Linked DNA regions of Mus musculus: region 1 is linked to region 2. A link is a loop called in an ENCODE intact Hi-C map of the cell type or tissue named here. Cell type or tissue: gastrocnemius. All regions are shown on one strand. Links, peaks and the distances in the headings refer to the core of each region. The heading gives the core; the rest is flanking DNA. Region 1 overlaps Ptpn3 (protein tyrosine phosphatase, non-receptor type 3). Region 2 holds the start of Epb41l4b (erythrocyte membrane protein band 4.1 like 4b).

Region 1 (14,876 bases), core at 3,103-11,102, 130 kb before region 2:
GTCGGGGTTCAGTCTAAATAAGTGCAACAGAACCAACAAAATACACTTTTTCTTAAGACTTGAAACACTTGCTTTTATTAGTAGTTCTAGGAACAACCATACCTTTTGGCATTTTGCGCATGTCCAGTTTCCAGAACCATGGTGTTTTGAATGTTCATATACATTTCTTTTCTTTTCTTTTTTTTTTTTTTTTTTTGGTTTTTCGAGACAGGGTTTCTCTGTATAGCCCTGGCTAACCTGGAACTTACTCTGTAGACCAGGCTGGCCTCAGAAATCCACCTGCCTCTGCCTCCCAAATGCTGGGGTTAAAGGCGTGTGCCACCACTGTCCGGCTACATTTCTTTTATTATTCGTCTGTCCTCATTTTATCTTGAGGGGGGAAAAAAAAACTTCGGGAAGCTGAATAGGCACCATGAGAGCACATCTCTATCTCAGTTTCTAGAGGCAGTGGCGGCTGGCATGGTTACTGTGTTTGGTCTAACCCAAGATGACCTGTTGGGATTGAAACCTTCCAAGCAGAGGGCTTTAGGGGCTGGAACGAGCCTCTGCGGGCTCTCTCCTAGGAGACCCATGAAGGAAGAGGTGGCCGAAGAAAAGACTTTCCAGGATGCTAGGAAGTAGGGGTTGGGAATGGGAGCAAGGATAAGGGTTGGAGCGTTTTTATGTGTTTCCTTGAGATAAAACCTTGGGGAAGGCAGCTCTATGGTAGTGAGTATGGGTTTTCTCTGGCCCAGCTGGCCCTGGCTTCAGACATCTTGGCAGGGGCGGAGGCTGGCAGGACATTCTGCTGTGAGATTCCAGCCTCTTGGCTGGGATGCACCATGATTAACACATCCCAAACCTTTCAAAGTGACTTTAGCTGTTTTCTTTAGTGAAGGCTTCTGCCGCTTTTTTTGGCTGTAAAGGGGTCGGGGGCTGAAGCCCAAGACCGAAATATCAGAGGCTGACACCCAAATGGGTGTGGCCATGGCCTTGGGCAAATATTAACACAGTATTTTTGTAAAGTTTATGCAACTTGATTCATGTTCCTGTAGAGTAAATTTATTCCATCCTGCTTTTTCCAGTCTGTTCTGAGCTTGGTGGAACTGTCCATGGGCAAGGCGAAAAGAGGTTGGTCGCTTAATTTTAGGTAGAAAGTGCTAAGAATTGGGCTTACTCCATTCTCCCTTTTTTTAAGCCTTCCATGATGCTTCACTCTTTAAATAGTACTCTTACACCTCTGATGGGCTGTTTAAAACTTTCAAGAGCGAGGCATCCATGTAGAATCATTTCCGTGCAAGTCTATGTAAGGAGATAGAAACTGAACAGTTCTACAGTGGAATATGGCTTCTATAAACAGAAATATATACCCTGGGCACTTTCAAAACAGAAGTCATGATAGAATTTTGGTCCCCAAAGCCTAAAGCTCATTTTTCATACTCTCCAGTAGCTTTTTCAATACGAGTTCCTTTATTTAATTACCTATAGTAATGCGTTTTGGTCAACTAAGAACCTCCCGCCACCAGGTTCCTCAGAGCTACCCAGTCGTTCAGCCGAGAGCTTAGTATCTTCCATGTTTATGCAGCCTTTACCTTAGGCCCCTTCTTCTGTTGAGCAGAAGTCTGCTTCCTTTTCTTTCTTTTGTTGTTTGAGTAAGTGTGGTGTGTGCGCGAGTGAGGGTCGTGAGGCTCACTACATGTTTGTGGAGGTCAGAGAGTAAACGGGTGTTGTTGACGCTTGGCATCCTTCCGTGTTGGAGATCAGGGTCTCTCTTCTGCATTCCACTTCTCTGTACCGTATTCCAGGTGAACTGGCCCCTGAGCTTCTGGAAATTCTGTCTCTGCCTCACATCTCCCCACAGGAGCTCTGGGAGCCTTCACAGAAGGTGATTCAAACTCCCGGTTGTTACTCTCCAATGGAAAAGACTTACCCACTGAGCCACCTCCCAGGCCCTGAACCGGTTCATGTCGCCTCTTTAACCATTGAGTTAAAAAGAATCAGTCCAGTGGATTGGGCTAAGGTGTACATTCTCTGCTAATCTCAAAACTGGCCTTGGAAAGCAGGGGTAGCCGCTCTCTCCTAAATAACTCTTAGAAAAAAGTAAGCAATTGCTGAGGTTAACCTCCACTAAAGTGATTAAATTGGAGTTCCCACCCTCCCATTGCCTGATTCTAAACCTCTCACCTTATCCTTATTCCTCTTTTATGTAAAAGCTTCTAAAAGAACCTGGCCTAATCCTCCCAGAACGCTCACTAAGATATCAGCTATCCCTCAGGCTCCTCTTTTGCTCTGGAGCTCATAAAACCTCCCAGAACTTCCTCTCCTGACCTTTCAGTAAGGTCCCATAGTTGTGGAGTCTTTGCCTGGAAACCTCAGCGAGCTGGTCCTGTCACCCACCTCACCCTGGAAGGTCTCAGCCTCCTTGTCCCCTAGACACGTCTTCACCTCCTATGGAAGCCAGGTTCCCCGCATCTCTACCTTCCCCCACCGGCTGGCCACTTCCTGGCTTGGCCTGGGGCCAAGTAAATGAATATTGAGTCAATGGGCCGGAACTCCTTTGCCAAAGTAATAACAAAGGAAGCCAAAAGTAATTATAAACAAGATCTACAGGTCCTGGGGCAGGGGGTGGGGCTACCGAAAATACCCTCGTAGAAGGCCGGAATTTGGGGATTACTTGAAGGCTTGATGACATCTTCCCAAACATTAAAATAACTAATAAAAATCTTGTCTTCAACTGGTATCAGCTGGGGAGAGGAGTCACACGAGGGAGGACTCGGGACCTGGGTAGTTTTGGTTGCCTTTGCCCTGTGTGATACCCCAGGATAAAGGCTTCTCATACCTACCCAGGGCTGCCACCTTCCTGTGCTGGGCCTGGCTTCCTCTTCCCCGAGGCAGAAGTATTGAAGGTAGCTGAGGCCCGGAGGGCTGGAGCCTGTTTCGCTTTTTTTTATAGCGGTTTATAGGCCACCTCTCACCGCCTGTGGCTTCAGCCTGCTTCCCATCCTGCGCTCTGAGAGGAGCTGAAGCCTCTTCTTAACTTCCAGGCGCCCAGGCTAACTTTTTTATTTTGTTAGCTTTGACCACGGTGTCATGGTGTCCAACCTATAAATAAAAACTAAAGATAAACCCTGGGCTCTCGAATAAGAAAACTATTTTGACATTTCGAAGTCATCTGGGAACAAGGGAGCTAACTACAGGTTCTGGTTTGGATTGAACTGACGGGAGAGATTATCTCAGCACTGCTTTGGGGGCTCAGGGTCTTCTTTGGGAGGTCCCCTCTCTGAACAAATTAAAGGTCAGGGAACAAATGAGCCAATTCTGCGGTTGTGGTCTTGGAGCATGAGGATTGGTGGTGCAAGAGAAGATGGTAGAGTTTTGTGAAAGTCAAGACTGATTGCTAAGTCTTAAGTGCACTTCTGATGAAAAGGATCCATTTTATAAATGCACATGCAAGTTTCAAAAAAAAAAGTTTTGTTTTTACACCATTTGTGATTATCGTTGTTTAGCAGACGTTAAGCTTTTTTCTTTCCTTGTATGTCTGTGAGGATATCAGATCCCCTGGAATTGGAGTTACAGGCAGTTGTGAGCTGCCATGTGGGTGCTGGGAATTGAACCAGGGTCCTCTGGAAGAGCAGCTATCTTAACCTCACTGTGCCGTCTCTCCAGCCCCTAGGCTTTAAGCTTTAAAAGTATTATTTTAAAAAAAAAAGTATTGTTTTAAAAGTATTTTGTTGCTGTTGTGGGAGTTTTTTGTTTCTTTTTTTGGTATATAAGCTTGATGTTTTTTAAAAAATGGATTTTAACATTAATTTAGCAATAAATATGATCATGCCTTGTTTTAATGAACAGGCTTGTTTTGCTAACTTAGTAGGTGTGTGTGTGTGTGTGTGTGTGTGTGTGTGTGTGTGTGTGTGTGTGTGTGTTGGGTATGTGTGCCCGAATAGGCCCAGGGTTGGTGTTGGACTCTTTGTCATTCCCTCCCCCCACCTTATTCTTTGAGACAAGAGCCATTTAGCTTCCTCTCCCATCTCTGCTTCCTGACCGCTGGGGCAGCCTGGACCTTACTTTACACTTGTTCAGCACTGTGAACAATGGAAACCAACGGTAACAGTGAGCCTGCACTGCACCTTTGTGAAGATGTGCAGGGTTGTATTTAAGAGATTCAGAAAGCCATGAAAAGGAAAGGACAGTGGACAGATAGGGTTGGTCAGTTTGTGAGAGTCACAGCCATGAGGGAAAAGATGAGATTCCATGAGCCACTTCAGAATTTTGTTACCAACTGCACATAATTAAAATTGATCGAACGAAACCGCGTTGATGCGTACATATGTGGGTACTTTACAAGGAAAAACTAAAACCGCTCATTTTTTTCTTTTTTTAAAGATTTATTTATTTATTTATTTAATGTATGTGAATACACTGTCGCTGTCTTCAGACACACCAGAAGAGGGCATCAAATCCCATTACAGATGGTTGTGAGCCACCATGTGGTTGCTGGGAATTGAACTCAGGACTTCTGGAAGAGCAGTCAGTGCCCTTAACTGCTGAGCCATCTCTCCAGCTCCAAACCACTCATTTTTAATTCATTTGGCTGAATTGAACTTTAAAGCATTTGGCAAGCCTAATAAATCATACACAATGTAAACTCCCCCTCCCCCATGCTCCTTTTAAGAAGATGCTAGCTGTCTCTTCCACACGTGTCTGAGAGGGAGTCAGTCTGTGCTTGTGTCCTGGTCTTCATTCTCAGGTGTTACAGAGTGATGAGAATTTGGGGTCTGGTAACACCAACTCTGAGGGAACAAGCCAAGACACCTGGTTACATAATTGCAAGGTGACAGCACTTTTGAACTTTCTTTCTCTGTTTGACCTCTGGGCTAATCCCAGCCCTGACCTATAGACTGGAAAATCTGTCACTTCATCAACAATGATTTAGGAAGCACTCCAGTGATGGGGCAGCTGCCGAGCTATGTACCTCTGGGAAGCAACTTTGTAGCATAGGCTCAGAAACTGACATAGCGCTTTGGCCCCAAGACCCTGGTTATAGGCAGAAATCCTGGAGACTGGTTGACAGTTTCCCAGTGTGTGGCTCTCAGGTTGCCTGTATCTCTGTCTAGGGTAGGGGGTTATTAAAAAACGTATGTATGTCTTCTCTCTGACAGTAAAGTATGCGTGGTCTCAGACTGCATCCCGGGACAGGAGGAAAGGAAGGATCAGGATAATTTGTAAAATCTTACTGTCAGCTCTAAGATAAACGCTTGGTCAGTGTTTGCTTTCTTGAGTGCTGTGGTTTCACTGTGATTTTGAAATACATAAATAAACTTGGTCTTGGGAGATCAGTGCTAAAATATGTACAGGTAAAATGATAACCAGACCTGTAGCATGTGCCTAAGAGCAAACCCTGGGGTCTGTACACATGGCCGTGTGTGTGTCTCACAAGCATGTGCAAGCGACCCACCTGCTTTTGCTTTAGGAGTGCTGGGATTAAAGGATAAGCTCTCACACCTGGTTTCCTCTTATTTTTTAAATTACGTGTAAGTGTGTGTCTGTACCCATGTGATACCTCCTCTCACTCACCCAGGAGCTTGTAGATTCTCCTCAGCCAGAGAGCCCGCCTGCCTCCAGGGTTACAGATGGCCATGTTGCCTGTTTTTTTTTTTTTTGTTTTTTTTTTTTTTTTGTTTTTTTTTTTTTGGTTTTTGGTTTTTGGTTTTTCGAGACAGGGTTTCTCTGTATAGCCCTGGCTGTCCTGGAACTCACTTTGTAGACCAGGCTAGCCTCAAACTCAGAAATCTCAGAGGCTGGCTCTGCCTCCCAAGTGCTGGGATGAAAGGCATGTGCCACCACGCCCGGTTTATGTTGCCTGGTTTTTATGTAGGTGCTGGGATCCGAACTCCCATACTCCAGTCCTCAGGCTGGATGCTGAGTGCCTTATCCACAGACTCATCTCCGCACTCCTGTAAAGTTTTATCTGCAGAAGGCATTCTCACTTCCTTTAGAATGTTCGGGCACCTTATCCTGGTTCCAAACCAAAGCCTGGGGGCATTGCCTGTCAGGCGGAGGCAGTGGTGGAAGAACTGGTTTATGTTTTTCCTGGGAGAATCATAAAGCATGTGATGTGGTTGTTAAGGGCCTGGTTGATTTCCCTCACCCCCACCCCTCCCTTCCTGCACCAAGACTAAATTGTTTTAAAAAAAAATGCAGCCCAGCTTCCATGATCCCAGCAAAAAAAGAAAAAAGAAAAGGCAACACTGATATTCTCTCAGCGGCCAAATAAACCTTCTATGTCCCATCCATTAAATATTGATAATTGATGAGAATTGGTATTGATTTGGTGAGTCATCACGAGGCTGATGGGGACGCTGTGTTCCTTTCTGTGCTAGAAATCTCCCTGTCAGGCAGATCCATCATCTGTTGATGCTCAGAATTAGGAAGAAAAAAGAGGAAGGAAGAAAGCTTTCTTCAGCCCAGCAGGGAGGAAGGATCAGGACAAAGAAGCTGAGCCGCAGAGAAATTGTTACATAGCCAGCCGGAGAGTGATTGATTGCACAGTAAACAAGAACACAGCCAACCTGTGTCTCCCCCTAAGTCGTAGGGTTGGAGGCAAGAGCTTTCCTCTGCTGGCCACTAGATGGCAGTATTGGCAAGGTCAGCCTGAATGTGATTACCTGGGTTGGCTCTAGTCTCGAGGTTCCACGGTTCACTAACAGAATACTCAACACATTTGTTTATAAATCCAGACTGTTTTCTTTTAAAAGATCTGGTTGTGGTGGGGCATGCCTTGACATCTAATAGCACCAAGATTTTCAAGTCTCTCCTTTACCACATCGAAGCATCTAGGCCAGCCTAGGTTATATAAGACCCTGTCTCAAATAAATTAAATTAAATGGAATCAATATCCATTTGTCTTTTTCTGAAAGTCTTATGGCCTTAAGTTTCTGCTATCCCTGCCTCCACCTACTCCTGAGGGTTTGGGGTCACAGGTGGATGTTGCCCAGTTTATACAGGGCTGGAGATCAAATCCTGGTCCCTAGGCCTGCTATACAAACTGAGCAACTTCACCGAGCTCCATCCCTGGGCCCTGAAACGTGCATTCTCAAAGTAAAGGCCCAATTTCTTTTTCCAGAGGCATATAACAGCTATAGTAGCAACTGCCTTTGAACACCAGTGAGTTGCTTTAAAAGGGATAACATTATAGAAATGAAGTCTTTATAAATGTGTGAGATATTTGACATTAAGATAGCCCTACAAAATCTGGATTCTATAGTCAGTTCCTGTTCACATCAGAAACTTAGCATTGATTAAGAGCCTTATGTTCAGGCCTTGGCTACATGAGACCCCGCCTCAATGGTAATAAACAAACAGTGCCTTTTAATGCATGTCTACTCCCTGTCCATGCTAGGCACCTATGTATTCCCTCTGCAATATTTACTGAGCCCCAGCTGTGTGCATAATGAGATCATGCTTTTTCTATAATATGTTCTCAGAATATCATCTTTGATTAAGATCTGAATCACAGTAGAACCCACAGCCAGTGTTCCCGCTACCCCAGTGCTCTTTGATTTGAAACACTGTGCAAATAGGCTCAGCTCCCATGATGTCAGTGGCTTGGTCTGCAGCTGTGATGTCCCTGGTTCCTGAGGCCAGTGTGTTCCTGTTTGGGTTTTGGCTTTGTTTGGAATTAAGAGGCTTATAAAGGAAGCCATAGAACCCCCGAGTTCCCCAATGGCTGCGGTACAGGAAACAGGGCAATCTGTCAGCATCTATTGTCCAGCCAGATTGTTTAAGACACAGTTTCAAGACAATCTGGAAACACCTCCTGGCTCGGTAATATGTAGTTTAGCATCTATGTCAAGCAAGCTCTTATCAAGGTTTGTTTTAGGGACAATTGCCGGAAAAATATTCTGCAGTTTTCACGAAACAACTTTTAGTGACACTGTCCTTAGGTTCCAAGGCCTTCGTGTGACAATCAGGGAGGAGGGAAAAGTCTCCCTAAATATACTCGGGCCATGCTGGGAAGCATCACCAGCCACGGTTCAGTTTTCAGTGCTAGGATCATCCCTGATGCTAGCTAGCACAGGGATAAGAGGTTGCCTGGGGGAAATGGCCTTGCAAAGCCCTGCCTGTGGTTGGCATGCGGCTCCTGTTGCTTTCCTTCCCGGCTTCCTCCTTGAAGACCTTGGTTTTCTGTTCAGTGTCTGTGTGAGGATACTTTATCTGCCCTGCAGACCTCGCTGTGTTCCAAGGCCAGCCGTGTGAAGAGCCACTGTCTGGACCTCAGCGATCTCAGCTTCCAGACTGCCCTTTGAGGGGTTCCTAAAGGCCCAGGGCACTGAATTCCCATGGGAGGTGGGACCGAGAATCATCTATAGAAGTTCCCAAGGAAGCTCTGAGGGCCGCTGCCCATTAATAATAATGTACTTCCTAACTATGCTATTGTATGTTAAAAGAACACAGTCCACCTGGGATTCTTAAAGGAGAAGCCAGCGACAGAGCTGACATATTCAGTTGCGTGTGGGATAAAGCATTCGGGAAGACATTTGTTGTCTCTTGATAACTTTTTGTATTACTCAGAAAGTACATCCCTGATTCCAGTGACATTTTTATTGAAAAGGGCATGGTGGAGGTGGTGGGTGAGTGGGTGGAAATCTCTGTGTGTGTGTGTGTGTGTGTGTGTGTGTGTGTGTGTGTCAGCTTTCTTCTTTTTTCCTGTTTTTTTTTTTAGTACTATCAGTCTCCAGGAAAAAAATTATTAATATTTGAGGTTTCCTGTCCCGAGCTAGTTATAGAACTTTACCTAGAGCACCTTGAATTTATTGCTAGGGACTCAAAGCACAGCTTCTGTCGTCCTATGTACCTAGTCTGTGGTCCTTGCTATCCCAGACGTTTGATTTTTTTTTTTTTTCAGTCTCTGGTCTGCTCTGCCCTCCTTCCCACAGGTGAGCGACACATCTCTCTTCCCACTGCCTAGGTCTTTACATCTGGTCCTGCCTTGGTATCTGGTGCTGTCTCTCCGGGTGTCTCTGCCTTGGTCCCCCAGAACAGATGGACCTTGGATGGATAGCTTGAGCATCGCCTGGAAGACTGGGAGATGCTTAATTCTTCATGCATTTATTGGTTTATTTAACGTACTTAACGGATTGCCCGTCAGTGTTGAGTGTCAGAGGCCCAGTGAGCCAGAGTAGCACCCGACCTCACGGAGCTAGGCTGGTAGTAGGAAATGAAGTTAGAAACCCACATCATGACTTTTAAGTGCAGAATTACAGTGAGCACAGTTGAGAGTCTAACACATTGGCTGAGAGACCCAGGAAGGCTTCCCCCAGGGAGTGGTGTGTGTGTGTGTGTATGTGTGTGTGTGTGTGTGTGTGTGTGTGTGTGTGTGTGTGTAGAATGGTCAGAAAGCAGGGAGCACGGCATGGGGGAGGGGGAGCACGGCATGGGGGAGGGGGAGCACACCCTGGGGGAGGGGGAGCACGGCACGGGGGAGGGGGAGCACAGCATGGGGGAGGGGGAGCACAGCCCCCCTCAACCTTCATCTGCATTTGCGCCTCCTCCAAACCGCTTAGTCTCAAGTTCTCCCTGAGCGCATCCACAGGATGCTGCTGCGGCCTTTGTGTTCAGTTGCCAATCTCTTTATTCTGCCTTCCCACTCTTGAGCTCTCTAGTAAAACCAGCTAAAGACGGAGGGTCGGGGTTGGTGAGGCGGCACAGCAGGCCGAAGCGTCTGCCCTGCCTGACAATCTGAGTTCAATCCCTGGGACCCACTCACGTGGGAGAAGGAGCCACCGGTCTCCTGCGAGTTGTCCTCTAGTCTCCTCAGGCACACACAAGCACACACAATCTTAAGATGTAAAAACAAAACAAAAAAAACCAACGTGGAGAGAAGCCATACAGCAGCAACCTCTGCTGACCTCTGGCTTTCACTTGTAGGCATCGCTGCACACATACAAAAGCATTCAGGACCATCCAGAAGCGGCCACTAGTCAGTACCTGGAATTGTGCCTGGCTTCTTAACAGTAACCATTAAAGTAACATTAAAGAAAATCCTGCTTTGCCCACAGCAAGGATTCATTTCTCTGCTTGGCTACATACAGGTGCATGATCTGAGCATGCCATGATTTACCCATCCTTCAGCCGATTGGAATTTAGATCTCTTCCCATCTGCTGGTATTATGAAGAGTCTTGTACGTATATATTTGTGAATGAAATGTGTTGTTTCATTGGACACATACCTAGGAATCAGATTGTCATATCTTGGAACGTGGTGGTGTGTTCAGCTTGGTAGAGATTTTCCCCAACAGTTTGCCAAAGTAGTTGTGTTAATTTAAGATATATATGTATGTATGTATATGTGTGTGTGTGAATAGACTGTCACTGTCTTCAGACGCACCAGCAGAGGGCATCAGATCCCATTACAGATGGTTGTGAGCCACCATGTGGTTGCAGGGAATTGAACTCAGGACCTTTGGAAGAGCAGGCAGAGCTCTTAATCGCTAAGCCATCTCTTCAGCCCCAATTTATGTTCCTTGCAGCATCTCAGAGAGACGGATAGCTGAACCCCTTCCACACTGTTCTCAGTTTTACGTCTGTCCTCGTTCTGTGGCTCTACTTTGCATTTCTTTGACAAGCGATTGCCTAAGAACCTCATTTCTTCCCATTTTTAAAAAAAGAAATGCTTCACCTTTATTTTCAGTGTGTCTGTGTATGTGCATTTTCCTCAGCGGCCGGAAGAGGGCAGGGTATTGATTCCACCGGAGCTGACGCTAACAAGTAGCCATGAGCTGCCTGATGTAGGTGCTGGGACTAGCTAGAACTTTGGTCCTCTGCAAGAGCTGTATCTGCTCCTAACTGCTGAGCCATCTCTTCAGGCAAAATATGATAAATCTTTAAAAAAAATTTTTTTACAAAGAAATAGTTCTTAATTTTAATATAGCATAACTTATTAACCAGCTTTTGTGTGTTTTACATATTTCTTTCATGCTTAGTTTTGCAAAACTTAAAAATACCTAAGGTAGAGCGAGGTGGCGCACGCCTTTAATCCCAGCACTCGGGGGGTGGGGGGGTGGGCAGAGCCAGCCTTTGAGATTTCTGAGTTCGAGGCCAGCCTGGTCTACAAAGTAAGTTCCAGGACAGCCAGGGCTATACAGAGAAACCCTGTCTCAAAAAACCAAAAAAAAAAAAAAAAAAAAAAAACCACCACCACCAACAACAACCTAAGGTAGGAATTTTCCTCTGGGAAATTAGAAGGTACTACCTTAGAGATAACAGGGCAAACAGATAAATAAGCCACGTATGTATTTCCTTGACCTAACGTGGCATTGCATCTTTGAGCAACAGATTCTGCTTAGCAGTGGTTCTCAATCTTCCTAATGCTGTGACTGACCCATGTATACAGTTCCTCATGTCGTGATGACCCCAAACCATGAAATTATCTTCATCGCTACCTCAAAACTATTCATTTTGCTACAGTTGTGAATCGTAATGTAAATCTCTATGTTTTCCAGTGGACTTAGGTGACCCCTGGGAACAGGTGTGTTTGACACCCTCCCCAAAGAGGCCACAGGTTGAGAAACACCAGCTTAGCACACCTCAAAAGTCAAAAATGAAATGCAAAGATGGTTTTGTTACCCTGCTCTACCTACAGGTTCTGCAGCTGATGCTGTGAGGAGCCAGGCCGTCCTGCGAGGGGCTGTGTAAGGCCTGATTGCCTGCCTGGAAAGCACTGACAGGTGTCTTCATCTTGCAGGTTACTCGGCGGCCGTTATGACCTCCCGGTTACGTGCGTTGGGTGGAAGAATTAACAATACCCGAACCTCTGAATTGCCCAAAGAGAAAACTCGATCCGAGGTCATCTGCAGCATACGGTTTTTAGATGGCTTGGTACAGACCTTTAAAGTTAACGTAAGTTCTCCATAATTTTTTTTTCTTTCTGCCTAAATCAGTTCTTGGTTTACAAAACAAAAAAGAGGTTGTTAGCTAACAAGGAAAGCTTGAAATTTCAGAACTGGCACGGTGAGATGGGGCTGGCCATGGGAGCTGTGCTTCTGTCTCTTCTTAGGGATGTGAATCTGTTGGCATCTTCTAAGGTTGATGGCTCTGGGATGTTGTTCCCCTCCCCGAATAGTCCCCTAGGCAGAGCTGGCCCTTGGATGACTATGTCCTGTACGTGATTTATTTGAGCCACGTGACTTTGTGTTTTTAAAAATAGCATTAAAAGAAAAAAAAGCAACCTAGGATATAAGTGTCCTGCTAAAGTGTGAGCCCCATGAGGACAGGCCGGGTGTCCTGGCATAGCACTGGGCACTCAGCTGTGCTCTGTGAGATGGTCAGCCTCGTGGGTGGCAGGAATCCTAAAGGTCCTGCCTGGCTCCTGCTCCGAGCCCTTGATCTCAGATCTTCATGTAAGCAGCTATGAGAGGCAAGGACGGCAGCTGCCTCGGCTGGCTCCGCACCCAGCCACCACCCATGCCCAGGGACTTCTTGTGTCTCTCAGTCCTGATGGCGTCAACTCCAAGTCACCTGTGCCCCAGTTTTATGTGCCGAGAAAGAGAATGGTGATAGAGGAGCCGGGCTGGATGTGATGATAAAGGCCTGTGATTCGGCACTCGGAAGGTAGACTCCAGAGCAGCAGAAGTTCGAGGCCAGCCTGGGCCTCAAATAAACAAACAAAATTGGGGAGGGGTGACCAGAAAAGGCCATAGCACTTAAACCTTAATGAAAACTGACAGACCCCTGCTGTAGCTGCTACTGTTACCCTACCCTACCTTCTCCTTCCACAGGGACTCACTATGTAGTCCAGGCTGGCCTGAACTCGCTATAAAGACTACGCTGCCCTAGAAATCACAGAGGCCTGTCTGCATCTGCTTGCTAAGAGTTAGCGTTAAAGACTTGTACTACCACCCTTGTGGGGTTTTACCCAGTCACCTCCCCCCTTCCCTTCCTCTCCCTTTCTCTCCTTCCCTCCTCCAACCCCCCTGTTTCTGTCTCTGTCTCCTCACCACTATTAGTCATCTCGGTTCAGGCAAAAGACAATTTTTAGTTCTTCTAAACCATGGCCAGGGGAGCTGCCCCATACAGTGGATGTGAGAATGTTCTCAGCGGCACACAGGACCCAGGGGTGCAGACAATGGCGGTGATTAGCAGAGACTCCTTTCCCAGCCTTCCTCCCCTCTGCCTGGCTCTCTTCTTGACCTGTCTCTAAGGCCATGTTCTGCTCTTCTGAAGATGAGTTAACACTTATTGTTATCAAGAAGGAGAAGGGCAGATAGCTCAGGGAGTGATGGTGCCTGCCATTGAGCCTGACAAGCCTTGAGACCCACATGGTGAAAGGCCAGTTCCCGGGGAACGAACGGCCTGAGCCCTGGGGGGAGAGAGCCAGAGATAAGTGAAGTCGGAGAGGTTCCAAGCAGGGATGGGGTGAGAGGCCAGCTGGAGCCCGGGCATGCTGGCTTCTACACGGGGTAACGTAGAGAGCTCTGACTTGCAGCCTGACATGGCGTGACTCAAGGGTCACTCAGTCTGAAGTAGCCAGAGGGGAAGAGGACTGATAGACTACCATAGCAGTCCCTGAGAGAAATCCTGGTGGTGGGCAGAGCAGTCTTGAGAGCTTGGCTAGAAGGCAGTACCTGGAAGATAGAGCCAAATAGTGACAGTGGGGCTCTCTGTCATGTTTTCCTGGTCTAGTTTGTCCTCTTTGTATTTCTCTTCCCCCACTTTATTTATTTATTTATTCATTCATTCATTCATTCATTCATTCACAGTCTCACTGTATATCTATCCCCTGCTGGCCTGGAATTCGATATGTAGACCAGGCTGGCCTCAAACTCTCAGAGATCCACCTGCCTCTGCCTCCAGGATGTTGGGGGATGAAAGGTGTGCGTCACCACATGTGGGATTCTCTTTTAATTCCTTTGGGAACTAGAACGGAATAGAGTTGACACATGAGTGTTTTTCTGGCTCAGAGATGAGGCTCAATCCAGCAAGAACAAAAGGGCTTTGGTGTTGCACCGCCGAATCCGAGTCAGGGGATCATGTAGCTACTGGTTGATGGTGCGGGTATGCCAGGCATGTCGCCTCGAAGTGCTGGGGCCCTCGGTGGCAAGGCCGATGTTGGGCTACTTTGCCAGTTTGTCTTCTCTGTATTTCCCTTCCCCCCACTTTATTTACTTATAATAAATTACAGTCACTAATGACATAATAAGTCCAAGTTACATAAACAATATCCCAAACATAAGTAATAGTTACACTAAGTGAGAAGATAGCTCTGATCATTAGGAGATTGTCCCGTGTGCTGAAGAGATGGCTCAGTGGATAGTGAGTGCTTGCTTTGCAAGCATGAGGAGTTCACATCCTTAGCACAAGCGTAAAAAGTAGCTGACGGTACACGTGGCTGTAACCCTGCACTGGGGCTGGGATGGCAAGAGCCCACTGGCTCTCTGAGCAGCCACTCTGCCTAAAACTGTAAACTTCAGGTTCAGTGAGAAATTCTGTCCCCAAAATGAGATGAGATGTGATTGAAGATATCCCAGCATCAACCTTTGGCCTCTACACACCCCAGGGGTGCGTGTACCCATAACTGTACACACAACACACACACACACACACACACACACACACACATCTAGTAACTTGGGGAAATGGGTGGGCTGTATTGCTTTTTAAAAACCCGTGAAGACTCTTGTGATGGATGGTGGCAGGTCCAGAGGCCTTCAAAATGGACAGGTAGTGCATTCTGAAAATGACCGAGTTCATACACAACAGAGCAGACCCCCCCCCCCAAGTCACGCGGAAGCCGCTGCCACAGGAGTGTCCACATGCTACCTTGTTCTCCCCACCCTGGTCTCCGCGACCCACTTTCTGTGCATCACCTGCTCTCAGAAGCTCGCAGGAAGAGCCTCTTC
Region 2 (14,876 bases), core at 3,093-11,092:
CACATACCACACACACCAGCACACCACACACACACACATACACACATACCCCCCCACACCACAGACACACACACCACCACACACACAAGCATGCATACAAACACGCACACACACAAACATGCCTATACACACACCATCACACACAACCATGTACACACATACACAAACATACCACATACACATACACTACACACACAACCATGTACACACACACAACCATGCACACACACACACACAAACATACACACACACACAAACATGCACACACACATGCACACCTATACCACAAATACACATACCACATGCACACATGCCAGCACACATACACAAACATATACACACGCACAAACATGCTACATACACACACTACTACCACCACCTACACACAAACATGCACACACACATGTGCACTTACACCACACACATACCACACACACACACACACACACACACCACATACACACACATACCACATACACACATCACCAGACACACATGTGCACACACCCACACCTCCCCCACACACCCCCACATTCACACACACACACACCCCAGTCTTTATTGCTGCTGAAAGTTTCACTGGACAGCACTGATATTATAATATCCAATGGTTGGAAAAGAAGCAGCAGAGGCAAAAAGCGTTCTAGGAAGGAGTAAACACTGTATGGCTACCACTCCCTATTGGAGAGAGAAGGGCACCTCATAAGACTCAGAAAGCTAAGGCAACTTTACAAGGCTTCTGTGCTCAGAAAGTTATACGCAGAAAACAGTTATGGAGGCTGGGGTTGGGTGGGGAGTGCCAATGATGCAGCTTTCATGAATTGTAACCTCTACTGAGGTGGCTTTGGGTGATGCAGTTGCCTTTGAATCCCCAATAAGGATCCCCTATAAACTCACTGCTCTTCAAGCTAGACAGGGTGGAACCATATTCTTTAGTCTGTCATCAGTCTCCTTTCTAGGATGAAAGACATGGTTCCCAGTGCCCAATGGTTCCCCAGCAAGAGTCAGACATCAGTAAGGGACCAGAGAGCTCACCAGAGATATCTAGTAGGAGTGACCACTGCTTGGATGACCTAAGAGCAAGGCATATTGGAAACAGGGAGGAAGCAGGTTGAGCAGGCACTATGTATAGTAAATGCCCTCTCTCACTCTCTGTACCTTGGGTTCGGCTAGGGGAGCCATCCTGTGGGAGCCATGGATGTTCCTCAATGTAGTATACATACCCTTCAGGGAAGAAATGGCTTCACTTAGGAAGCCCACATTCAGGCTACCAGCAGGCAAAGAAGAGGCACCATTTTCTTCCAGATAGGATCGCTTGTGTCTAGACCGAGGGCTAGATAGAGGGCCCAATCAAAAAGCTGCAGGACAGTGAGACTGTGTTTCAAGTGGACATTGTCTAAGGAATGACATCTACGGTGGGTGTTTGTATTGCGGACAGTGAGCTTGCATGTTGAGGCAGAGGTCCCAAGAAGGAAAAGATTGGCCAAAACCATAGATTTGGGTCCTTTTGTCGCTTCTACTTCCGGATTAAGAGCTTACGTTACTTATAACTGCTTATTTAGTTCTTCGAAATTCAGAGATGGGAGTTGTTAATTATTTGCCTGGGGCCAAGTTCTTCACAAACTGAATGCATATTTGAAGTCGTGTTTATATCCCGTGCTCAAGAAAGAGAACAGAGGTGCAAAGGGAAGACCCCCCTCCCCCCACCTCCCGGCACTCGTGAAATCATCCCAATCTTGATTCTGCCCTTAGATTGTGTTAAGTGATTTATGTATTTGTATATTTATACATTTATATCTCAGTCTACCACCATCTTCCTTTTCTTCAAAGTTGTATTGCAGGCGGTAGATTAAGCTTCGGGCAATGGCCAGATATAAGTACTTAGAACAAACTGTCATCAGAAATCTGTGTCTCTTGACTCTGCCTCTCGGTGTGTTGGCCCCATCCTCAGGGGTTCTCTATATGATGTCAAAGTGGGCCTATAAGAAGCAGTGCAAAGCCAGCAGATGCTTCAGCAATTTCAATGGAAAGAAACTGCTGCCTAAGCTCCACCCAGAGCTAATCTCCACCAGTCTGCACATTCCTGAGCCAGTGACAGGGCTCTGGAAGGAATGCAGCCCCGTGATTGGCCATGTCTGCTCACGTGTTCCCATACCTGAGGCAGAAGATGGGGTCAACTTCTTCTTGACTTGTGGGTCACCCCCCACCCCCCACAGAGGTCACATATCAGATACCTTGCATATCAGATATTTATATTACAATTCATAGCTAGCAAAATTACAGTTATGAAGTAGCAATGAAATAATTTTATGGTTGGAGGAGCTGTATTAGAGGGTCTCAGCATTAGGAAGATTGAGAACCAGCGTTCTAGACTTTTAAGCCTTTGAGTCAGGACAGAATGGTTCTATATGGTAACTCAAAGAAGCAAAACAGACATTAGCTTGGTAGAAACCACAGCTGTCCACGCTGTGAAAGGTTAAGCTGACACGTGGGAGCTGGGGAGAGAGCTCACTTGGTAAAGTGCTTGCTTGCACTCCAAGCACGGGACCTGAGTTTGATTTCCAGTACCCACATTAAAGAAAGTTTAAAAAGCCAGGAGTGGTAGCAAGTGCTTGTAACTCTTGTATTAGGGAGGTGGTGAGGAGGACCCCTTGGCTTCCTGGCCAGCCAACCTGGCCCAATCAAAAGGCTGCAGGACACTGAGACAGTGTTTCAAGGGGACATTGTCTAAGGAATGACATCTACAGTGGATTTCTGGCACGTGTTCTCATGTACACATCCACGAAAGAATAAGCTGATATGTATACAACATTTGCAAAATGGCTTTGTATCGTATAATAGTAATTTTATTCTTTCTATAACAATCCTTAAGGATTGTTATAGAAAGAATAAAGAATAAAATTACAAAGGAAGAAGTAGGGACGTAGATTAAAGTGCTATCTTGTCCTTTGCAGGGAGGAAAGAAGGCCCATGGGACTCAGGCACAAGTGTCTTGAGCCTCAATCCAGGAAACAAAGGATTGGGTCACATGGTACATTTCTAGACGAGCTTTAGGAAAAAAAAAGCTAAGGGTTATTTAATTAATGATTTGAGTACACTGGAGGGGGCAGATGTAGAGGAAATGTTAAGGTTTGTTGAGGGCGCAAAACTTCTGAGTAGAGATGGGAAGTGCTTGTGAGCTGAGGTCCTGGGCAGAGAGGTAAGGAATGAGCTGTAAAATGCAGATGGCCAGGAGCCCATGCTACGGGTTCTATTCTGGATGAACCAACACAGCAAGCGTTTCCCAACTGTGGGTCACGACTCCTTTGGGGGTGTCAAATGACCTTGTACAGAGGTCTCCTAATACCATCACAAAACATAGATGTTTATATAAGGATTTGGAACAGTAGCAAAATTACAGTTATAAAGTAGCAATGAAAATAATGTTATGGTTGGGGGGGGGGTGTCACCACAACATGAGGAACTGTATTAAAGGGTCACAGCATTAGGAAAATTGAGGATCACTGCTATACAGCTAAGATGAAGTCACTGCTATAACCCAGGAGAGAAAGTTAGCATAAACTCTCCTGAGGGTTGGCTAAGGTGGTTCTAGACAAAGATGCATGAGAAATACTGGTATCTTAGTCCACTTAGGGTGCTCCATCCAAATAGCACAAACTGGTGCCTTCATAATGACACAAATGTATTTTTCATAGTATCAGGAAGCTGAGAAATTCAAGATGAAGGCACCATCAGACTACGTGTTTGGTGAGGGCTCTATAGGTAAAAGCTCGCTGTGCCCTCCATGGCCAAAAGGGCAAGAGAGCCTCTTACAAAGACACTAATTTTTTTACAGAGTCCTCACAACTTACTCACTTCACAAAGGCCCTGTCTCATGGGTTTTGAAAGGACTCAGGCATTCCGATTCATAGCATCAGGGTTCTAAAGTAGTTTAAGGACCAAAAATGTCATTAAAGTGCGATGCACTGGGGAGCAGAGGATACTCTTGGTAAAGTGATTGTCACACAGCACGAGGACCGGAGTTTAATCCCTAGAAGCCATATAAAAGCCAAGCATGGCAGTACTCGCCCGTAACCCAAGTGCTGGGGAAGTTGAGAAGGTCGGATCCCTGGGACTAACTGGTGACTCAGTCAGTCTGAATCAGTGAGCTTCGGGTTCAGTCAGATAATTCGTCTCAAAAACTAGGTAGAGAGCGATTGAGGAAAACACCTACCATCAACTTCTGTACACATGTGCATACACAAATACATATACACCGATAGATAACGAAGGACGATACAATCACACACGCAGGCAGCTCTGTCTGTATTCCTTATAAAGGGGGTCCAAGAAAAGACTATCAGAGCCGGGTGTGGTGGCGCACGCCTTTAATCCCAGCACTCGGGAGGCAGAGGCAGGCGGATTTCTGAGTTCGAGGCCAGCCTGGTCTACAGAGTGAGTTCCAGGACAGCCAGGGCTATACAGAGAAACCTGTCTCGAAAAACCAAAAAAAAAAAAAAAAAAAAAAAAAAGAAAGACTTGAGGGGTTGCTTGTAGACTTGATAAAACAACAGACTTTAGGGTCTGAAAACAGCAGCTGCAAATGAGCAGCTGTTGGAACATACAGTCCTGTAACTGTAAAATGCAAGGTTGCTCATGAAACGTGCAAATTCTGAGGTTGAAATGTTGGTGACAAGAACCACTGTGTAGTAATGTCTGAAGACTTATTTCTCCTCCATGTAAGAGCTAAATGGGGCGAGATCCATCGGATAGCGGGGCCTGATATATTGGAATCTCCATGCAATTCAGCATGCCACTGTCAGAGGCCATTGGGTCTGACCGGAGTCACAAGTGTGGGGATCTGGGCTCGATAACCTTAATGGAGCCTGGAGCTCAACAGGAGAGAAGCTCTGAATAACTACACACTCAGATGATGCACACCAGATGAATGAATAGCGTTGAAAGCTGTGATTCTCCAAAGCTGCATCCCTTGTAGCGTGCCTGCCTTCCTATTTGGCTGACGTAGAGAACCACAGATACAGTGACTTAAAACAACATTAAAGCGTTACTTTGCCATGCTAGAGGCCGAGGTGGATCTTACAGGCTGAAGCCAGTGTTTCATTCCTTCTAGACTTCCTAGGGCATAAATCACCCTTTACCTTTCTTGCTTCTAAGCAGTGGTTCTCAACCTTCTTACCTAATGCTGCAACCCTTTAATTCAGTTCCTCATGTTGTGGTGACCCCAACCATGAAATTATTTTCATTGCTGCTTCCTAACTGTAATTATGCTACTGTTATGAATCCCTACTTCAACCTTTTTAACTCGAGCGTAGAACCAAGCCCACCTTTGCTACATACAGTGAAACACAACGATGCAAATGCAAGATGCATAGGTGGACATCTTGGAGTGGCTACTCTGCTGCAGCATTCCTGGAGATAGCCTTAGAAACTAGTCAGCTGGCCTGGGCTATGCCAATTTGTACATAGTTTCTGTTCAATCTTGTTGTGGGGGTAAAGGGCAGAGTGGGTATCCAATGGTTTATTGTGTAGATGCCATTTTACAGAGTAAACTGTCACATGGGTGGTCCCCATAATATCAGAGAATGAATTCGGGGCAGCTGTCAGACCTTGGGCAAGCATATTACAAACCTAAGTTCTAAATCCATCTAAGTGAACGGGAATGCATAGAACTGTCTTGGAGAGTTGGAATGAGGAGTAATGAAGATGCAAACGGTGAAATCTAAGACAATGCCTGGCTTTCAATAAATGTCTCTTTTGGAATGAGTCCTACATTCACCCCCTGTCTTCTCTGTGTGCTTTGCTGAGGTCACTGCTTCCCCAACTCTTTCTTAAACTGTCATTTGCTTGCCAACCATGTTACAAGCTCCACCAGTAGCTCTGGAGCCCAATGAGTCTGTATGTCAGTCTCTTAAGCTCTCCAAAGCTCAGTTTCCTCCTTTGTATGATCCAGGTAATAACCTGTACGCTAACAGGCTAAATTAAGACATATGGAAAGGGCTTACCGTAATGTCTGGCACAAAATTAGGGCCTGATAAACAGTAGTGTTATTCTCCCCAAAGGCCTGGCCTCCTTTCAGCTTCATTTCCCACATTCCTTTCTGCAACACAGGACAACTCACTTGTCTGTGGGCAAACCCTGAACCTGTGGGCATTGATTGTTAGCAATTCGCTGTCTCCAGTTTGCTCCATGTGCCCTATGCAATTCATTCTTATGTTCTGCTTCGCTTCCCAGGAGTCTGTCCAACCTTGACCAACCTTCTCAGTAGCAATAGCTTATGCAGGACCTTTCCTTAATTCTGGGCATGGGCGAGGTCCTTGAAGCAGGGTGTCTCCAAAGGAGTATGGAAAAGTACTTCCCCTCCTCGCAGGCCTCAATTTTCTTGTTTGGAACGGGTCCGTTGGACTGGCAGGTTAAAGCTCCAGCCAGGGTTGAGATTTTAAGCAGATAGAATTTCATTAAGTGGCAGGGACCTTCTAGGTCGCCTACTCCACTTCTGCAGAAGGAGAAACTGAGTACGGTTGGTGTTTTGTTTTTGTTTTTGTTTTTCTTCCAGAAAGAGCCGTGTTTTTCTTTGCCCTAGGGGTAAGACTTCCCTGGAAGGAGACAGTCTTATTTTCTTCATCTGGTCAAGCAGGAGGAACTCTTGGACTTCTAGGGGGTCCTGCGCGCCCGGAAACACGTGTGTGCTCACCTACGTGTACGCACGTGAGCGCACCTACAGCAGCAGGGGGCGCTCGGGCCGGCAGGGGGCAGCACAAGCCCGGCGCAGCCCCGGGGGAGGAGGGCGTGCTGCAGTGCCGGCGGCGGCGGCTGGAGGTGCAGCCCTCCCAGGTGGGAGGCGGGGGCTGCGGGCGCAGGAAAAGGCGCCCCGGGAGCGGGCGCTCGGCGGGGGCCTCCTCGGGCCGGGCGCGGCGCGAGTGGGAGCGAGCGCGCCGGGAGCACGCAGGCGCTTTGCTCCGGCTGGCCCTCGGCCGGCGCGCGGCGCGGGAGCAGCCCGCAGCCGGGTCCCCCCGCGGCGCTCTTCGCGGGGCAGCGGCCACGCAGCAGCCGGCACCGACCGACCGCCCCAAGCGCGCGGCAGCGACAGCGGCGACAGCAGCGGGACGGTCCCCCGGGCCGCCTGTGCGCGTTCTCTCCCGCGCGGCTACTCTCGGCGGGCGCTGGCCCGGCCGACGCGTCCCGCGGGCGGCCGGAGCGCGGCGGCGGCCTCGGCTGGGGCGGGAGCGAGCCCCGGGCCGCAGCCCGCGGGAGGCGGCGCGGCGCGGCGGGCACTGACGGCGGCGCCGGGCGCTCCCGGGCGGCGGCGCGGCGGCAGCGCAGGGGGCGGAGGCAGGGGGCGCCCCCGGCCAGGATGCTGCGGTTCCTGCGCCGGACCTTTGGCCGCCGCTCCATGCAGCGCTACGCGCGGGGCGCGGCGGGGCGCGGGGCCGCCGGGCTGGGGGACGAGCGCGACGGGGGGCCGCGAGGGGGCCCGGCTGCCGCCGCCAGCTCCTCGGTGCTGCCCGCCGCGCCCGGGGGCAGCGTATTCCCGGCCGGCGGCGGGCCCCTGCTCACCGGCGGCGCGGCTGTGCACATCTCCGCCTCGGGAGCTGCCAAGGCCACCCTTTACTGCCGTGTCTTCCTGCTCGACGGAACCGAAGTGAGCGTGGACCTGCCGGTGAGTGACGCGGCGCGTGCGGGGCACTAGCAGCCTGCTCTGCTTGGGTCAGAACCCCCTGTCCCAGTCTTTCTTTCTCTCTGGGAAGCTACCCGGGCTGTTTTTTGGGGACCCCTCCCCCATCTTCTGCCAATCTTCCCCAGCCATGAACCCTCCCAGACCACCAGCCCGGGTATGCTCTGGGGCCCAGTCTTTGGCACCTTGCAACCGCAGGGTTGCGGCGCCCTTCTTTGGCGACCACCTAGGATTTTTGTGCCTCACTCCTACCCCATGCTATCCCATGCACACGTCCCTACGTCCCCTCCCCTTGGCGCAGGTGGCTGGCATTCCCTGCCAATGTTGGCCTTCGGCTGCTGGATTGAGTAGAATTTTTCAAGCGACGCAGGGCTGTTCCGGGGTATCCCGCTTTGGGTATCAGGCCTTGGTGGAGAAGAAATCCTTGCCTGCTGCTCAGCAGGTGCCCCAAGTTTGGGAAGAGGCTTAGGGAACAGTTTTGCCGCTCTGCCTTCTCCCGATTCCCCGTGGATGGCCCCCATAGGGAGCCTATCCCAAAGTGCTCCCTGGCTCACAACCTCGCAGGGAGTGGAGCGACTTGGGAGCCAACTCAGGCCAGGTCCGCTTTGAACGGAGAGATAAGCCTTGGCGTGCTGGGAGTTGGCCCCGGTCCCCTCTGGACTGGCCTACCCACTCTCTCCCACACCCGGCAGTTTGCGTGGTTCGTTCAGGGCATCCCGGGGTGGCAGCACCAGGGCCTGCGTCCGGTTCACACACCCACAGGTGGTTGCACCCGGGCCCAGTTCCAGTGGCAAGCTAGGCCAGCGCCAGTGTCTCCGACAGGGAGTCCAGCCGCCAAAAGAGCCTTTTTGGCCGAAGGGGCCAGTCAGATCCTATCAAACGCTGCACTAACGGGCGCCCACTGCGCTGCGGCAGACGGTGCCTTCGGGAATCTTTGGGCATGACTGAAGACACCGCAGTAATTGAGCTTTAGATGAGTTACAGATTGTCCGGAGTGTTTAGGCCTCCGGACAGTCTGTAACTGGGTGGTAGGAATTCGTTGGATTTAAGGAGAGAACACTTAACCTGTAAGGGTTTCAGATGGGAAAAATCAGCCTCGCTAGCCTAGGCTCTAATGCTGCTTCCTGTGGGTTAATTTGGAGACAGCTTCAATTTATGGTAGTTTCATTTTTGTGGTTCCTGTGCTCTATAGGAGAGCATTTTGTCACAAAAATATCCTCGCGAGGCCTTTTCATAGAAAAGGTGCCAACATTCCCCAGCCCAAAGCTGTTGTCTTTTAAAAAGCATGCATGTCACCGCTCCCCAAGAATGAGGCTCGCCAGCTCTGATGCAGAGAGGCAGCCTGCGAGTCGGGGAGCAGAGGCTAGGTGAGTGGGCAGCTTGGGTTGAGAGAGGCTGTGGCGCAGTTTGCATCTGGCAGAGGAATGATACCCCCGGGAACTTTGTCGGTGCTCCCTGCCTGGTAGTTTTCGTGGCTGTTCCCCAGGGATAATTGGCTTATAAAATGTATTGCTACTGTCAGGTTTGTGCGACAGGCTTAAGTGGTGTTTCTGAGATGAAAAATTGCAAACGGAGTAAAGTGCCTGTGTGCTAAAGAGATCCAAACAGGTACACAAACGAACAGGTTGGGAAGCTGACTGACTGCAGCTGGTGGGGTCGTGGGGGATGGGAAGAGTGGCCTCCTAAAAGGCTTCTCCCCCCCCCCCTTTTTTTTTATAAAAGGGCACAGAAGAATTCCTCCATCTCGGGTTTCCTTCAGATGGTAGATCTTTTTGATGTTTTTTTAAAAAAAATGTGTGATTTAATGAACCTCAAGTTTTATCTATAAAAACAGACATATGACCATGTCCATAGACAAATAAAAAGCAAATCAACGCTGGCTATGTCGTGTAAGCTCTCGGGGAGGAAAGATGGAGAAGAATTGCCAGTGAACATGGCTCATTGATTTAAAGATTTATTAGATATTGGAATCGCATCAGTAAATCTCCTCCACTAATCTTCCCAGATCGGAGTGCTGGTTCCTGTAATTAATTCTCCCAGTTACAGCGGTTTAGCGCCAGGCCGTGGCTCCCCTGTGAATCTGGCATTTGTGCTGTTCCACTTTACTGGATTCCCTTTCTGTGCCTCCTTCTAGGCATTTGACCCCACGGGTGCTTGTTCTGTCTCTGGATTTTTACTGCTTTCTGGGCTATGGCCTTGCCTGGCTGCTTGTCACACAGATAGGATTTACCTTTGACCTGGTACCCCTAAGCTTCCTTCTATATTGGATCCCTTCCATAAAGACTCAGGGAACTAGCCAGACTAACTATGTCTCCTTTGTAATTAAATCCCTCTGGTAGATTCAAGAAGTCCTTTGCTCAGTGTACAAAATGGTAAAGTATTGTCATAAATCTTTTATATTAGCTCCTCTCAGGACAGACACTTGTGTTCCAGGATGGCCTCAGACACAGTGACACACTCAAGTATGACAAGGCTGTGGCACTTACTCACCCTTTATGGGGTGTCTCAAGTGTGCTGAGCCACTTACTGTAAACACAAAGGTCAGGGAGGAGTGGCCTTGAGGCTCTTGGAAGACACATTTGGAAGTAGGAGAAAGGATGGGCAGGTGGGGGGTATAGGATGTAAGGTGGGTATCGGGAAAGAAGGATTTCCTGAACTTTTTGATGTTTGAAATGGAAGTAGGTTAAATCTACTGTTACTTGGCAGAGCCATGGTCCAGTTGTCATAATTAATCAAAGGAGAACCCACTGCCATTTTCCTAGTGAGTCCCCTCCCAACAGACTTGGAGTCTGGTTGGATGAATCTGCTAGCATGCCTGGATGTTCTGGGTCCTTCAAGTAGAGAGTGAGAGCTTTCTCAACACCGAATAAAAAAATGAACGAGAAGGTCTCACCTATAGTATACAGTCCAAAGTGGGCTTGGTACACAAGCCCAGCTTCCAGGTAACACCAACATTGCCACCCTGGGCCATTTCTCTGCAGTTTCTCTTCAGAAACCCCGCCCTCTCATGAAGGGCACCTCCCTCCTATTAGTCCAGCCATGCCCAGCCTTCAGGTGTGGTCTGGTCTGAGGGAGCCAGGCACTTTCCTTCTATGAATGCGTCTGCAGATCCCACTGCTCGGTGTGCTTGGCAGCAGCACCCACTGTTGACTCATATTTAGCCCTCTGTTGACTAAATCCCTGGCATGGCTCTTGCTCTGGGCCCCTCCGCTCAGCCCCGCCTCTGTTGCCTGCGTGAGCGAGCGAGTGTATGTGTATCTTTCAGCAGCCCCGTGTGCAAAGCTGCTGGGACCAGTGGCTGGCCAGTTAGCACTCCCGCCATGCCTTGCAGGGGAAGGCTGGTTGGCCAGTGTAGCATTTGGCACAGTTGCTCTCACTGGATCTGGAACTTGGCATCGACTCACTAGGGTACTGTGCAAACGCAGAGAATTTCAGTGTTACTTTATAGCCCGACTGCCACACTAGGCCACTTGGGCTCTGAGCGTTGGCTTCCCCGTTTTGTTTGTTTGTTTGTTGGTTTGTTTTTAAATGGGATGAAATGATTAAAAACAAATTAGAATGCTTCAGTAAACAGCAAGAATTGCTAGAAAGTCATAATTTTGTGAACGTCTCGTCCTTTTCTATGGAATGTGGAGAAGTTTATGTATGGACTTTAGGGGAACAGAAGTGAGCCATACCAGCAGGCTTACCCTCGACTAGCTCTTGTTTAGTGGGCTTGGAAGCTGGGTGCTGTATGAGAAATGCTTTTTTTAAAAAAAGCTTCAGCCGGGCAGTGGTGGCGCTCACCTTTAATCCCCAGCCCTTGGGAGGCAGAGGCAGGTGAATTTCTGAGTTCGAGGCCAGCCTGGTCTATAGAGTGAGTTCCAGGACAGCCAGGACTACACAGAGAAACCCGCCTGTCTTGAAAAACAAACAAACAAACAAACAAACAAACAAGCTTCACTTTGGAAGAGAAAAGACACAGGACTCTTAGGACTGGTAGAGCATACGTGGCACAGCATAAAGATCATATTCCTTATTTAGGGATTGAGAAAGCACATCTCCATCCAATGTATATATGGGTGAGTGAGGCCAGGGGCCATAAAGTGACTTCCCTGTGGTCACTCCCTGGAGGGCTGGAATGGCGCACACAGCAAGCTAGGTTGTAGGATGCCTCCTTAAGTCCCGCTTGCTGGCTTGTGCGCTTGCTGTGGCTCGTCTTACCTATGCAGAAAGGGTGTGTGTGTGTGTGTGTGTGTGTGTGTGTGTGTGTGTGTTATTTTCCTCCTCAAATATTTGCAGGGCTCTTGGGGCTGGAGAGGCTTCAGCAGTTAAGGACACTGACTGTTCTTCCAGAGGACCCAAGTTCAATTCCCAGAATCTGCTTTGGCAGCTCACAACTGTCTGTAACTGTGGGTCCAGAGGACCCACGGCACTCACCTGGCACACAGTTGGTGCACAGACTGTATGGCAAGCAGAATATCTATACACATAAAGTAATACGATCAAAAATTGCAAAACAAATCCACAGACTTCACGCCTGGCATTCCAGGTTCAGTATTTCAGGGAACCAAGTTCCTGAGTGTTCACAGTCCTCCACTGCAGGTGGCGCTGACTCCTGTGTCCCTTCACATTCTCTAATACACTCTGTCTCTGGCGACAAGCAGAGGCAACTGCCTTAAACCCAGGGTGGGTGTGCTTGTATATGGTGGCCTCGAGGCAGTCTTTGACCTGGGTATTGGCCTGTTTTTGCTAGAGTGGAGTGGAGGCTGGGCTGGAGGAGGAATTGGATGCCAGCTACACTGTGGCAGTACTCCAGGTGAAGGGTGAGGAGGGCATCCCTGGGAGAAGGGGCAGAGGGCCCTGGGGCAGTTCATAGATGGAATCAGGTGAGCATGTGGGGGAAGGGCAAGGTGCCAGTGTGGAGTATGCATGGGTGATCGGTTTCCTTGGCCCTCCATTGTGGGAGGGAAGAACGAAGGAGCAAAAAGGAACCCTCCAAGGTCTGGCTGCCTCAGCTGCCTTGCCTGGTCCAGGCCGTCTCATATAAGTAGATCTTGGCGAATGACAGCTCTGCAGCCCTTGCCCCGCCCCTCACCAGACTGTCCCTGTGGGTTGTGAGATTGTGTCGTTTCTGTAAAGTGTGCCTTTATTATGAAAGGCAAGCTGAGCTGGGAGTGAGTGAGGTGAGTGGTAGGCACCCTTCCCTGGTGGGATGTGGCAGAGACTGCCTGAAGCTGGTGCCACACTGGGCAGTGTGAGGAAGGGAGGGGTGTGGTTGGCGAGTGGGGGTTCCCCTGATCTCTTCCAGGACCAGTAACGTGACCCTCCAGAGGTACATGCTCTGAGCAAACATTAACTTGCTAAATATTTCCCATGTGTATAATCTCACTGAATCTTGCCCCTGGTTTTGAAATAGCAGAAGGCCATGGGGATGAGTTTTCCCCTTACCTACTTGTGTGAGAACTTAGAAAACTTCTACCCTGGTAACCATAGAAATCCTCCTCCTCCTCCTCCTCCTCCTCCTCCTCCTCCTCCTCCTCCAGTATGTGTCCTTTCTACTGCTGGACCTCCTTGGCTGGCTGGCTGCAGACATCCACTTTAACTACCCAGTGACAGCTTCTCAGATTTCGTGAGAGGTCGGAACCTCCGGTGACATTGTGCTATGTCTCCATCTGTACTTTTAATCTTTGTGTTCGTATGAAAATGTGTATTTTGGGTGGTGAACTGTAAAGGGCCATTTGGAGAGGCCCTGTTGACCCTGACCTTACAGTGAAGCTATGGGTCTCCACTTGTTACACTCTAGGAATGTACAGCAGTGGGCTTGGTCCTCTGAGCTTCCCTACTTGGGTGAGAAGCAAGCTTGGAGCTCTCCCTTCCCCACACTCTTCCTCTGGCGGGTTCTCTTGAGTCCCTTGCATCAGGGAACATAAGTTGGAACAGGGTGGTGGTTAGTTTTAGGTGTCAACTTGACACAATGTAGAACAACCTGGGACCTGCTCAGTGAGAGATTGTCTGCATCACGTTGACTTCCGCCCTGACTGTGGGGATCATCTTGGCTATGTTAACTGATACAAGAAGAGGAGCCTCCATGTGGACTGCACCACATTCATTCCCTTGAGTTCCGGTCTTGAATTGTGTCAGCAGAGAAGTCAGCTTGAGTAGTAGGTGTGCACAGATTCATTCTCTCTGCTCGACTGTGGGTGGGACTAGTTGCTTCTCTAACTCGGAATTGTGAATTAAAATAAACCCTTTCTCTCCTAAGCTGTCTTTTTTGTTTCTTAACCTGCCAGCTAAGCCCCTAACTCTCTCCGGTAAAACTTAAGGATAACAACAGTTAGCCTTTGGAGCATTCCCAGGACCCAGGATAATCCCAGGACCCTGAGCATAGATCCAGGCCACAGAAATGAACCTGAGAAAGGAAAGAAGCCACAGTCCTTAATGCTTGCAAAAGCCTCCAGCCAAAGCTGATCTGTGGGGTGTGGGCTGGAGCCTTGCCTGTGTCCCCTCCGCTCCAGTGTCTCCAGCCTTGTATCTTCAGCCTCTGTGGTTCCTCTCCAGCTAACTGTATCATCTTACCTGGTCACTTGATTTTTAAAGTCTATTTACAAAAATTGTTTTTCAAAGTGTTTTTGCTTGTGCAAGGCAAATTTTCTGTAGTTAACAAGGCCTGTGGAAGCTCTTCTAGTGTGTTGGCGGTGTGTGTGTGTGTGTGTGGGGGCGTGTGTATGTGTTTGTGTCTTTCTTGAGTTCATAGTCAGTGAAAGACATGTAACCCCATAGGAAGCAGTACAAGGGAGGGGCCACTGAACTGTGCGGTAGAATTGGAAAAGCTTTGATGCTGTAGTGGCTGGGGCTGTCCCAAAGGATACATGCTAGAAGGTATCTGGGCAGCAGGTGCAAAGGCATAGAGGATAGGAGCGGGGAGGAGGGAGCCCGTTCACCCTTTGGGCTCCTTGGGGGCAGGTATGGAGGGCTGTAAACTCTGACTGTGTGACTTGTGAGGGACCTTTGAAGTACATGAGATCCAGGATCTGTGCTCAGGAATTCTATGAAGCTTACAAAGACTGTTTCCCCAGAGTTTTATAGGAGAGTCAGTCTTAGCTGAAGAGTAAGTCTTAGCTGGCAAGTTAGCAAACTTGCCCGAAGCCACACAGCTAGCAAGGTCCAGCTTCAGGCACAGACTGTGGAGAAAATGGTCTGAGAACAGTTTGGCAGGTCATCT

What was found. Hi-C counts contacts between places; a loop is a spot of excess contacts. Peaks named below come from ENCODE experiments on the same cell type or tissue, not always from the same donor. Only the 100,000 strongest peaks of a DNase experiment are listed, where the experiment ranks them.
Region 1: a loop joins it to region 2, with 3 times the contacts of the local background. A loop is called at or near these places in 4 of 42 quality-filtered maps.

The regions. Positions count from the first base shown.
Region 1 is chr4:57,267,024-57,281,899 of GRCm38, reverse strand. It overlaps Ptpn3 (protein tyrosine phosphatase, non-receptor type 3), which reads left to right. Exons shown (of 26, transcript NM_001384115.1): 2 at 11,723-11,877. The coding sequence starts at 11,740. Among named protein-coding and RNA genes, the nearest start is that of Gm12536, 25 kb to the left of the region's middle. In gastrocnemius, for the core only: a CTCF peak has its summit at 10,693 (motif pointing right); DNase peaks (open chromatin) are centred at 6,601 and 10,713; H3K27ac peaks cover 1,442 bases.
Region 2 is chr4:57,135,629-57,150,504 of GRCm38, reverse strand. It overlaps Epb41l4b (erythrocyte membrane protein band 4.1 like 4b), which reads left to right and starts at 7,349. Exons shown (of 25, transcript NM_001355492.1): 1 at 7,349-7,657. The coding sequence starts at 7,352. It overlaps LOC108168956, which reads left to right and starts at 5,854. Exons shown (of 2, transcript XM_017320489.1): 1 at 5,854-5,899; 2 at 6,514-7,247. The coding sequence starts at 5,854. The coding sequence ends at 7,247. In gastrocnemius, for the core only: a CTCF peak has its summit at 6,723 (motif pointing right); DNase peaks (open chromatin) are centred at 8,447, 9,016, 9,309, 10,949 and 4 more places; H3K4me3 peaks cover 3,452 bases; H3K27ac peaks cover 2,310 bases.